Linked DNA regions of Homo sapiens: region 2 is linked to region 1. Evidence: read pairs that join two places in POLR2A ChIA-PET (ENCODE). Cell type or tissue: endothelial cell of umbilical vein. All regions are shown on one strand. Each heading gives the region's core, and the rest is flanking DNA. Links, peaks and the distances in the headings are about the cores only. Region 1 overlaps YWHAE (tyrosine 3-monooxygenase/tryptophan 5-monooxygenase activation protein epsilon). Region 2 has its middle 4.2 kb from the start of CRK.

The links. ChIA-PET counts read pairs that join two places held together with the same protein. Peaks named below come from ENCODE experiments on the same cell type or tissue, not always from the same donor. Only the 100,000 strongest peaks of a DNase experiment are listed, where the experiment ranks them.
Region 2: POLR2A ChIA-PET joins it to region 1 with 5 read pairs; 17 of 35 experiments call an interaction of 5 or more read pairs at or near these places.

The regions. Positions count from the first base shown.
Region 1 is chr17:1,385,755-1,393,310 of GRCh38, reverse strand. All of the region lies in intron 1 of YWHAE (tyrosine 3-monooxygenase/tryptophan 5-monooxygenase activation protein epsilon), which reads left to right. Among named protein-coding and RNA genes, the nearest start is that of YWHAE, 11 kb to the left of the region's middle. RefSeq lists an enhancer at 871-1,399. In endothelial cell of umbilical vein, for the core only: no CTCF peak of the experiment used is centred there; no DNase peak of the experiment used is centred there.
Region 2 is chr17:1,459,004-1,461,933 of GRCh38, reverse strand. No RefSeq gene overlaps it. Among named protein-coding and RNA genes, the nearest start is that of CRK, 4.2 kb to the right of the region's middle. In endothelial cell of umbilical vein, for the core only: no CTCF peak of the experiment used is centred there; a DNase peak (open chromatin) is centred at 1,493.

The sequences.
Region 1 (7,556 bases), core at 3,000-5,499:
CTCACTTGGTCACCCAGGCTGTAGTGCAGTGGTGCGATCTTGGCTCACTGCAGCCTCTACCTTCCAGTCTCAGGTGATCCCCCCACCTCAGCCTCTTAAGTAGCTGTTTTTTTTGTTTGTTTGTATGTTTTTAAATTTTATTTATTTATTTATTTATTTATTTATTTATTTATTTTTTGGAGAGATGGAGTCTTGCTCTGTCACCCAGGCTGGAGTGCTGGAGTACAGTGGCGCGATCCACCACTCCCAGCTAATTTCTTTTGTGTTTTAGTAGAGATGGGGTTTCACCATGTTGCCCAGGCTGGTCTTGGAATTCCTGGACTCAAGCAATCTGTCAGACTTGGCCTCCCAAAGTGCTGGGATTATAGGCGTGAGCCACCACCCCCGGCCACCTTTGTCTTAGTGAATGCTATTAAGTTGTTAGGTTAGTGATGTAGTCATACAACTTTTTTTTTTTTTTGAGATGGATTTTCCCTCTTGTCATTCAGGCTGGAGTGCAGTGGCGTGATCTTGGCTCACTGCAGCCTCCGCCTCCTGGGCTCAAGTGATTCTCCTGCCTCAGCCTCCCGAGTAGCTGAGACTACAGACTTGGGCCATCATGCTTGGCTAATTTTTGTATTTTTAGTAGAGACAGAGTTTCACCATATTAGCCAGGCTGGTCTTCAACTCCTGACCTCAGGTAGTCCGCCTGCCTCAGCCTCCCAAAATGCTGGGATTATAGGTGTGAGCCACCGCACCCGGCCAGATATAGACATACAACTTCTAGGAGGGACAAAGGTTGGCATATGATTCACCAGTGTTGTTCCGGGTGGTTGGCTAGATAGCTGTCTAATGGAATCCATTAAGGAGTAGGAAAGAGCAGCAAGAAAAATGGCTATTTTCACTATTTTTGAAATGGTCAGTTAACAGTTTGAGATAGATACATATACTTTTTTGAGACAAGGTCTTGCTTTGTTGGCCAGGCTTGGATTGCATTGATGCAGTAACGATTCACTGCATCCTCAACCTCCCAGGCCCAAATGATCATCCCATCTCAGCCTCCCACTTAGCTGGGCCCACAGCTGTGCACCACAATACCTGGATAATTTAAAAGAACTTTTTTTTCTTTTTCTTTTTCTTTTTTCCCGAGACAAGATCTCAGTATATTACTCAGGCTGGGATGCAGTGTCACATTTATGGCTCACTGCAGCTTTGACCCCCTGGGCACCTCAGCATGCCAAGTAGCTGGGGCTACAGAAGTATACCACCACTTCTGGCTAATTTTTGTAGAGACAGGATTTTACCATGTTGCCCAGGTCTTGAACTCGAGCTCAAGATTCACCTGCCTCGGCCTCCCAAAGTTTTGCGATTACAGGCGTGAGCCACCATGGCTGGCAAAAAAATTTTTTTGGTAGAGGCCTGGTCCCAGCGGATTGCCCAGGCTGATGTTGAACTCCTGAGCTCATGTGATCTTCCCACCAGGTAGCTGGTACCGCCATGACCAGCTAATTAAAACTTTTTTTTTGTGGAGACGGGATCCCACTGTGTTGTCCAGGTAACTCCTGGGTTCAAGCGATCCTCCCACTGTGGCCTCCCCAAAGTGCAGGGATTATAGGCATGAACCACTGCGCCCGGCCAGCTTGATATATTTAGGTATTGATATATCCAAATTGACGAATTGGTTGCCAACAGAACCTCATGGTTCTCTGACTAAATGTTAATGCTAGTCATGGCCCTAAGAACAATTTCAGATGTTCATTTAAATTTATTAAATTGTAGCAAATAATAATGAAAGTCACCATAATTTAACATCCACATGAGTATATCTTGAAAAGACAGACTAATTCATCAGCTACAACAGCAGGCATAAACTGGGATTGTCCTGGGCAACAAACTTGCCTTGTGGTCACCCTACTTAATGGCCATTTGTTACTAGATTTTGTCATTTAGACTCATACAACAGTTTCCTAAACGTTGTCCAGCTTTTTATCACAGAGATAGCTTAGATCTACGTCTCTAGGAGGTTGAATTTTTTTTTTTCAAATGAAGTTAGCCTTTGGCAGAATATAAGTCAAAGGAAAAGTGAAAATTTCCTCCTCCTAGCTCCCTCCCCCACAAATGGGAACGTGCTAGTTAAGGATGTGGTAGTTGCTGAAAATAGAGCTTGCTGGCATTCCAAATCCTCTGATGGTGTCAACACCTAGTGTGTTGGTTTTCTTATGGCTACCTTGAGCCAGTTCTGTGTTTAAAAATATAATAGACCTAGGTGTTGGTAGCAGTGTCCTAAGCTCAGAGCTTTCCCTACATACATTTTATTTTTTTATTTTTACAAGTGTCTTTCATACCAAATACCCACATAAAAATTTAAAGGCTCACCCATATCTTGTTACAACTGTTATGTTTAGAATGCCAAACTGTGTAGTTCAGACCATATGACCATGATCCTGGCTTATCTCTTCTGAAATTTTTATCTTGAATTTATTGCCCTTCCAACAATCTACCATAGTAGCTGGACGGATCTGTTGTTGGTGGGCTTGATTTGTGATCAGATCAGGATTTTATCGAGCTAAAGCAATATGAAATGTGTTTAACTCTTCATTCATATCTAAAGTTTGAAGGAGATGCATTACTGTAAGAGTTATGACAGTATTTCATCATTTGGCAGATGTGGTAAATCTGCCATCACAGAATGCACAGGAATCACTGGGTTCCTTATCTTTCAAATGGGGATTAGTGATGTCTCTCTTGCCTACTAATTTGCAGGGTGGTTATGAAATTTTGGGCTTTTGTAAACTGTAAAGTGTAATACTTGTCGGTACTATTTGTTGTGAAACATTCTTATCTAATGTGAAAGGTCAGATAATTGTTTTTGTTACTGCTGTGCTAGGATCATATTAGATGATAACCTACCTTTTTGAGTTATTCTTAGCAAGTGTAGTCTTCTGGGCTTAGTCCTTATGTAAGATATGCACAAAGAAATATTCTCAAAATCCTTAATCTTACATCTGTAAATTTGCATATCCAAAGTAAAGGTCGTCCAGATTATTCCCAAATAATAATTTTGTCATGTTGAGCTGGTATATAGTTGTTTTGATATTAATTTTAGATTAATAAGAGACTTTCTCCTTAGCAAACGTAACACCTTTTGTCTGAATTTGGGATGAAAGCTGCTGTAATATGAAAATGTAGGCTGGGTGCAGTGGCTCACACCTGTAATCCCAGCACTTTGGGAGGCCAAGTTGGGCGGATCACCTGAGGTCGGGAGTTCAAGACCAGCCTGACCAACATGGAGAAATCCCATCTATACTAAAAAATACAAAATTAGCTTGAAGTGGTGGCAGGCGCTTGTAATCCCAGCTCCTCGGGAGGCTGAGGCAGGAGGTTTGCTTGAACCTGGGAGGCGGAGGTTGCAGTGAGCCGAGATTGTACCATTGCACTCCAGCCTGGGCGACAAGAGCAAAACTCTGTCTCAAAAAAAGAAAGAAAGAAAATGTAAATAATTGGCCAGGTACGGTGGCTCACGGCTGTAATCCCAGGACTTTGGGAGGCCGAGGCGGGCGGACTACGAGGTCAGCAGATTGAGACCATCCTGGCTAACACAGTGAAACCCTGTCTCTACTAAAAATACAAAAAATTAGCTGGGCGTGGTAGCGGGCGCCTGTAGTCCCAGCTGCTCAGGAGGCTGAGGCAGGAGAATGGCATGAACCCGGGAGGCGGAGCTTGCAGTGAGCCAGGATCGCGCCACTGCACTCCAGCCTGGGCAACAGAGCGAGACTCCATCTCAAAAAAAAAAAAAAAGAAAGAAAACGTAAATCATTGTTAAATGTTCGCATTTTAGCCATCTCAGATTACTTAAGAAAAATGGTGTTAGCTATGACCAATTTTGTGAAATGTGATTCTAAAGGCATAATATAAGCCTTGGACAGTGAATGGGTTTTGATTAATAAAAAGCTACTAAATACTACTTAATCCCTGGGTTAGTCAGCTGAAGACTTTGTAGGACCTTGGAGTGGTTGTTGTGAACACCTTTATGTTGAAATTTAAGTGTTTAAATGTTAGTAGGGGCCACGTGCAGTGGCTAATAATCCCTGTAATTCCAATACTTTGGAAGGCAGAGGCGGGAAGATCCCTTAAGCCCAAAAGTTTGAGACCAGCCTGGGCAACATAGTGAGACCCTGTTTCTACAAAAAGAAACAGAATTAGCTTGACCTAGTGGCATGTGTCTGTAGTCTCAGCTACTTGGGAGGCCAAGGTGGTAAGATTTCTTGAGCCCGGGAGGTCGAGGCTGCAGTGAGCCATGATAAGACCACTGCACTCCCACCTGGGTGACATAGTGAGACCCTGTCTCAAAAAGGAAAGGAGAAAGATTTAGTGGGATTAATGACTTGTATTTGATTGTAATAGGTTTACTTGTAAAATAGTTAAGATTTATGATAGGATTACCGTGAAATTTTCAAGAACGTTATTTGACCAGAAAATATTGTCACTGTTGTATGACAGTTATGACAGTTTTTGTAGATTTTTAGAAACACATTCATGAGTATGAAATACTTAATGCAGAATATACTACTTAGGAAACATTAAAATATTAAAGTGTTGAAATTTTGATGGGGGTTTCTTAGCTCATCAAAGAATTGACATACCTGTAATCTCATTGCTTTTGGAGGCCAAGGTGGGAGGTCATTTGAGGCCAGGAGTTTGAGACCAGCCTGGGCAACATTGCAAGACTCCGTTTCTATTAAAAAAAAAAAAAAAAAGGCTGGGCATGGTTTGCTCATGCCTGTAATCCTAGCACTTTTTTTTTTTTTGAGACAGAGTCTTGCTCTGTTGCCCAGGCTGGAGTGCAGTGGCGCTCCACTTGCATCTTGGCTCACTGCAAGCTCCACCTCCTGGGTTCACTCCATTCTCCTGCCTCAGCCTCCGGAGTAGCTGGTACTACAGGCGCCTGCCACCACGCCCGGCTCATTTTTTGTATTTTTAGTAGAGACGGGGTTTCACCGTGTTAGCCAGGATGGTCTTGATCTCCTGATCTCACGATCCGCCCAACTCAGCCTCCCAAAGTGCTGGGATTACAGGCGTGAGCCACAGCGCCTGGCCAATCCTAGCACTTTGGGAGGCCGAGGAGGGCAGATCACGAGGTCAGGAGTTCGAGACAAGCCTGACCAACAGGGTGAAACCTCGTCTCTACTAAAAAAAAAAAAAAAAAAAAAAAACCAACCAAAAAAAAAAACAAAAATTACCCAGGCGTGGTGGTGGCACGTGCCTGTAATCCCAGCTACTCAGGAGGTTAAGGCAGGAGAATCACTTGAACCCGGGAGGCAAAGGTTGCAGTGAGCCGAGATAGTGCCCCTGGGCTCCAGCCTGAACGACAGAGTGAGACTCCGTCAAAAAAAAAAAAAAAAAAAAAGCCAGGTGCAGTGGCTCACTCCTGTAATCCCAGCACTTTGGGAGGCCAAGAAGGGTGGATCACCTGAGGTCAGGAGTTCAGGATCAGGCTGGTGAACATGGTGAGACCCCCCGTCTCTACTAAATATACAAAAAATTAGACGGGCGTGGTGGCGTGCGCTTGTAATCTCAGCTATTCGGGAGGCTGAGGCAGCAGAATCGCTTGAACTCGGGAGGTAGAAAGCTGCAGAATGCCGAGATTGTGGCACTGCACTCCAGCCTGGGAAACAGTAAGACTCCATCCCCGCCTACTGCCCCCACCCCCGCAAAGAAATGCTTAACACTCTCAACCACTTGAGAAAACATGTCAAACTTCTTAAAAATCTGAATGTAAAGTTAATCCTTCTACTAAACCGAATTGGACCCAAGGGTTATTTGTGGTCATTTTCTTCCTTAGTATTCCAAAACAGAATTTTAAAGTATTTTTTGTTTCAGTGTCTTTTCTAATTCCATAAAAACTGTAAAAAGATTCAGACTTTGATCTACCTGTTTTTCCTGTACTTAGTGTTTTAGGTCATTGATCTCCCCAGCCTCTTATTTTCCACCTCAGGTTTCACTGGAGCTTCACCTGTTTGGTTCTACTGCAGCCGAACGTGTTTATGAGGGAGTATCCTCGTAAATTGAGAGGAGAAATCTCCCATTCTGATGGAGCAGGGGATTACTCCCCCACCCCCAATATTTTTATTTTTGTTTTTTAATCTTTGTGTCATTCCAACTTTAGTACATGTGCTGCCAAAGTGAGCACAACCCTGCCCTAAATATTGAGACCAAAGGGAAAAGTAGCTTTTGCAGTCAAAATTGTAGAATCTTGGTAAAAGATTGTCTTGTTTTTGTTTCTTTTTAACCTAGCAAAAGCTGATTTGGAAAGGAGTCTTAAAGTTTCATAGAAGGTTACACAATTCATGTTTTCCTCTTTTTTTTTTTTTTCCTTTTGAGACGGAGTCTCACTCTGTTGCCCAGACTGGAGTGCAATGGCGCGATCTTGGCTCACTGCAGCCTCCACCTCCTTGGTTCAAGTGATTCTCCTGCCTCAGCCTCCTGAGTAGCTGGGATTACAGGCACCTGCCACCATGCCTGGCTAATTTTTGTTTTTTCTTCAGTAGAGACGGGTGTTTCACCGTGTTGGCCAGGCTGGTCTCAAACTTCTGGCCTCAGGTGATCCGCCTGCCTTGGCCTCCCAGAGAGCTGGGATTATAGGCGTGAGCCACCGTGCCTGGCTCATGTAGTTACTTTTAGAGTGAGGAGAGGTACCTCTGTATAGGCTGGTATATGAAGAGTAAAAGTTGTCCTTGAGTGTCAAGATTATTGTCTTTTGAAAAGCCTTAATCAAAGTATTAAAGTACTAAAAAACAAGTTCCCAAACTCATTTGACAAATACTTACTGAATGCCGACTATGTACCAGGCACTGTTCTAGACACTTTAGACACTTGGGATTCATCAGTGAACAAAATAGACAAAAGATCTTTTCAAGGACTTTATATTCTAGTGAATGTATGATTGCTTTCGGAGTTACTCTGTTCCTATGTGTAATTAAGAGTTAGTTTAAATTAATTAGCACCAATGGTGTCTGGTATATGCAGGGTACTGTATCAGTTGCTGGGTGTCCCATGTTAAAGACTGTAGAAAGCTCAGTGTTTCTTCACTGACTACTGGTGTAAAATGGTACTAACAAATTGAAAAACCTCTTTAAAGTGTTTCATTGTGATGAAACCCTGTAATAATAATATCATCTACTGTTTATTGGCTATTTCTTTCACTTGTTATCCAAACAGCCATGCAAAGTACTACCCATTTTACAGATAAGGATCCAGTACTTGAGGAAAAGTGACAACACATTTGAAATGTCACTGGTATTCTGCCAAGGCTGGTGCCCTGCAAAGCTGGTACTCCTTCCACTTCGGAAGGAGTTTCTTGTGTGTAAACGTCAGTCCAGACTGCTTGAGGCTTTCTTTTCTTTTTTTCCCCCTTTTTTGTGGAGACTGGGGGTCTCTGTGTTGCCCAGGCTGGTCTTTCAGCTGGGCTCAAGAAGTCCTCCTGCCTTGGCCTCCTAAAGTGCTGGGATTATAGCAGTCTTTTGGCTCAGCTTCTCTCTGAATAGTGTTGTCTTTAATGTATGAAGAAGACAGAATGG
Region 2 (2,930 bases), core at 431-2,930, 71 kb before region 1:
CCACGCCCAGCTAATTTTTGTATTTTTAGTAGAGACGGAGTTTCACCATATTGGACAGGCTGGTCTCGAACTCCTGACCTCATGATCCGCCTGCCTTGGCCTCCCAAAGTGCTGGGATTCCAGGCATGAGCCACCGCGCCCGGCCCATTCAACCAGTATGAATTGAAGGAATGCTTGCAATGTGCCAGGATCTCAGTGAGGCTCTTGGGATATAGCAGGAACAACAAAAAGACCCAAATCCCTGCTCTCATGGAGCTTACACTCTAGCAAAGAATAGACAATACGTAAGGAAAATACCTAACATATTAGAAAGAGATAAGTGCTAGGAAAATAAGCAAAGCAGACAAGGGGAGAGGGAGTGTTGGTGTGTAGTTTGCAGTCAGGCAAGGCCTCACAGAGGAGATGACATCAGAGCGGGGACCTGAACGAGGAGAGGAAGTGACGGCTAGGATCTGGAGCAAGAGTGGTCAAGGCAGAGGGAACAGCAAGGCAAAGCCCTCGAGGAACGTGGAGTCTCCTGAGAGGAAAGGGAAGAAGGCTGGGGGCAGAGAAGAGTGGCAGAGGAAATGGGTACCTTCTCCTTGATTCTGCAAGAAGGCCTTTGTGTGAGCAGCTTCCCTAAAAGATTGCAGCGATGAGAGGAGTTTGCACGCAGCAAAGCAAATAACCCATTCTCGATGGTCCCAGAATCACATTGCCAGTGGGGACATCTTACTGACCTTTCCTGGAAGGCGCAGCATCCTGCCTGTGCTCCTCGCTCCGTCTCTACCCAAGACTCTCCTTGGAGTTCCCCTCACATGGTGCCCCAGAGTTCTCTTTTATTTCTTTATTTAGAGATGGAGTTTCACTCTTCTCACCCAGGCTGGAGTGCAGTGGCTCGATCTCGGCTCACTGCAACCTCTGCCTCCCGGGTTCCAGCAATTCTCCTGCCTCAGCCTCTTAAGTAGCTGGGATTGCACGCGCCCGCCACCACGCCTGGCTAATTTTTTGTGTTTTTAGTAGAGACGGGGTTTCACCATGTTAGCCAGGATGGTCTATTCTTCTTTAAAAAATTCTTTTTTGGCCGGGTGCGGTGGCTCACACCTGTAATCCCAGCACCTTGAGAGGCCGAGGGAGGCGGATCACCTGAGGTCGGGAGTTTGAGATCAGCCTGACCAACATGGAGAAACCCTGTCTCTACTAAAAATACAAAAAATTATCCAGGCATGGTGATACATGCCTGTAATTCCAGCTACTCGGGAGGCTGGGGCAGGAGAATCACTTGAACCCGGGAGATGGAGGTTGCGGTGAGCTGAGATCGTGCCATTGCACGGCAGCCTGGGCAACAGGAATGAAACTCCGTCTCAAAAAAAAAAAATTATTTTTCTTGTAATTTCCGTATGCCCTAGGGAGGGATCTCAGAGGGACTGCTTTGGAACAGGCAGTCTCTGGGTAAGGTCCAGAGCTCACAGACCAGCCAGAATTCACACTGGGACGGCTGCTTCTGCTGGCTCACGGTGCCAGGCTGTCACTAAGCCAGGGTCACGATGAGTCACCTGCAGCAGGAAAGGTGCCCTTGTGCCTCCCAGTCCCCCACCCCCCACTTCCCCAGAGCAGGCCCAAGGGTGTGTAAGGTGAGTCCAGCAGGACTGTGTTATTCCTTAGACCATAATCCACAGCTTACTGCTTTTTTAAAAATGTAGATTTCTGCCAACCCTTCCTCCCAATTCCTATCTCAGAAAATTGAGGGTAGAGCAGAGTGACCATAGCTGTCTCTCCTTCCAGGATTTGAACCCTAGCTCCTCACTCTGCGACCATGTCTCTCTGGACACATTACTTAAACTCTCTGAGCTTCAGTTTTCTCTTTTGTAAGATGGGGATACTTGTCAAATAAGGTTGTTGAGAGGATTAAATGAGATGATCCATACAAAGGCAGTCAGCACTGTGCCTGGCAGATGGTCATCTCTGAATCAATGTTAGCGGTCCTGAATGCTTCTGGAGCACCTCATAGACTAGCTGCTTGGCCTTTGAGGACATACACAGAACTGCAAATGAAAAATTACAGTAAAATGGGTAAGAGCTGTCATGGGAATAATTTGGACATACTGCTGTTGATGAAGAGAGGGAGTGATGGGATGGTTAAGAAAGGGAAGACATTTGGGCCGGGTGCGGTGGCTCACGCCTGTCATCCCAGCACTTTGGGAGGCCAAGGCAGGCAGATCACAAAGTCAGGAGATCAAGACCATCCTGGCTAACACGGTGAAACCCTGTCTCTACTAAAAAAAAAAAAAAAAAAATTATCCAGGCGCGGTGGCGGGCGCCTGTAGTCCCAGCTACTCGGGAGGCTGAGGCAGGAGAATGGCGTGAACCCGGGAGGCGGAGCTTGCAGTGAGCCAGGATCGCGCCACTGCACTCCAGCCTGGGCGACAGAGCGAGACTCCGACTCAAAAACAAAAAAAAAAAAAAAAAAAAAAAGAAAAAGAAAAAAAGAAAGGGAAGACATTTGAATTTGAGACTCCAAAGTGGGTAGAAGAACATTCCAGGAAAAAGAAACCCAGCATTCACATAGGAGCAGTTAAACGAGACTGTGGACCAGCACAGTGGTACCTCTATAATCCCAGCTACTGAGGAGGCTGAGGAAGGAGGACCCCTGGAGCCCAGGAATTAGAGTCCAACCTGGGCACCATAAGAAGACCTCATCTCTTTTTTTTTTTTTCTGAGACGGAGTCTCACTCTATCGCCCAGGCTGGAGTGCAGTGGCTCGATCTCAGCTCACTGCAAGCTCCGCCTCCTGGGTTCACCCATTCTCCTGCCTCAGCCTCCTGAGTAGCTGGGACTACAGGCGCCCGCCACCACGCCCAGCTAATTTTTTTTGTATTTTTAGTAGAGACCGCGTTTCACCGTGTTAGCCAGGATGGTGTCGATCTCCTGACCTCGTGATCCACCTGCCT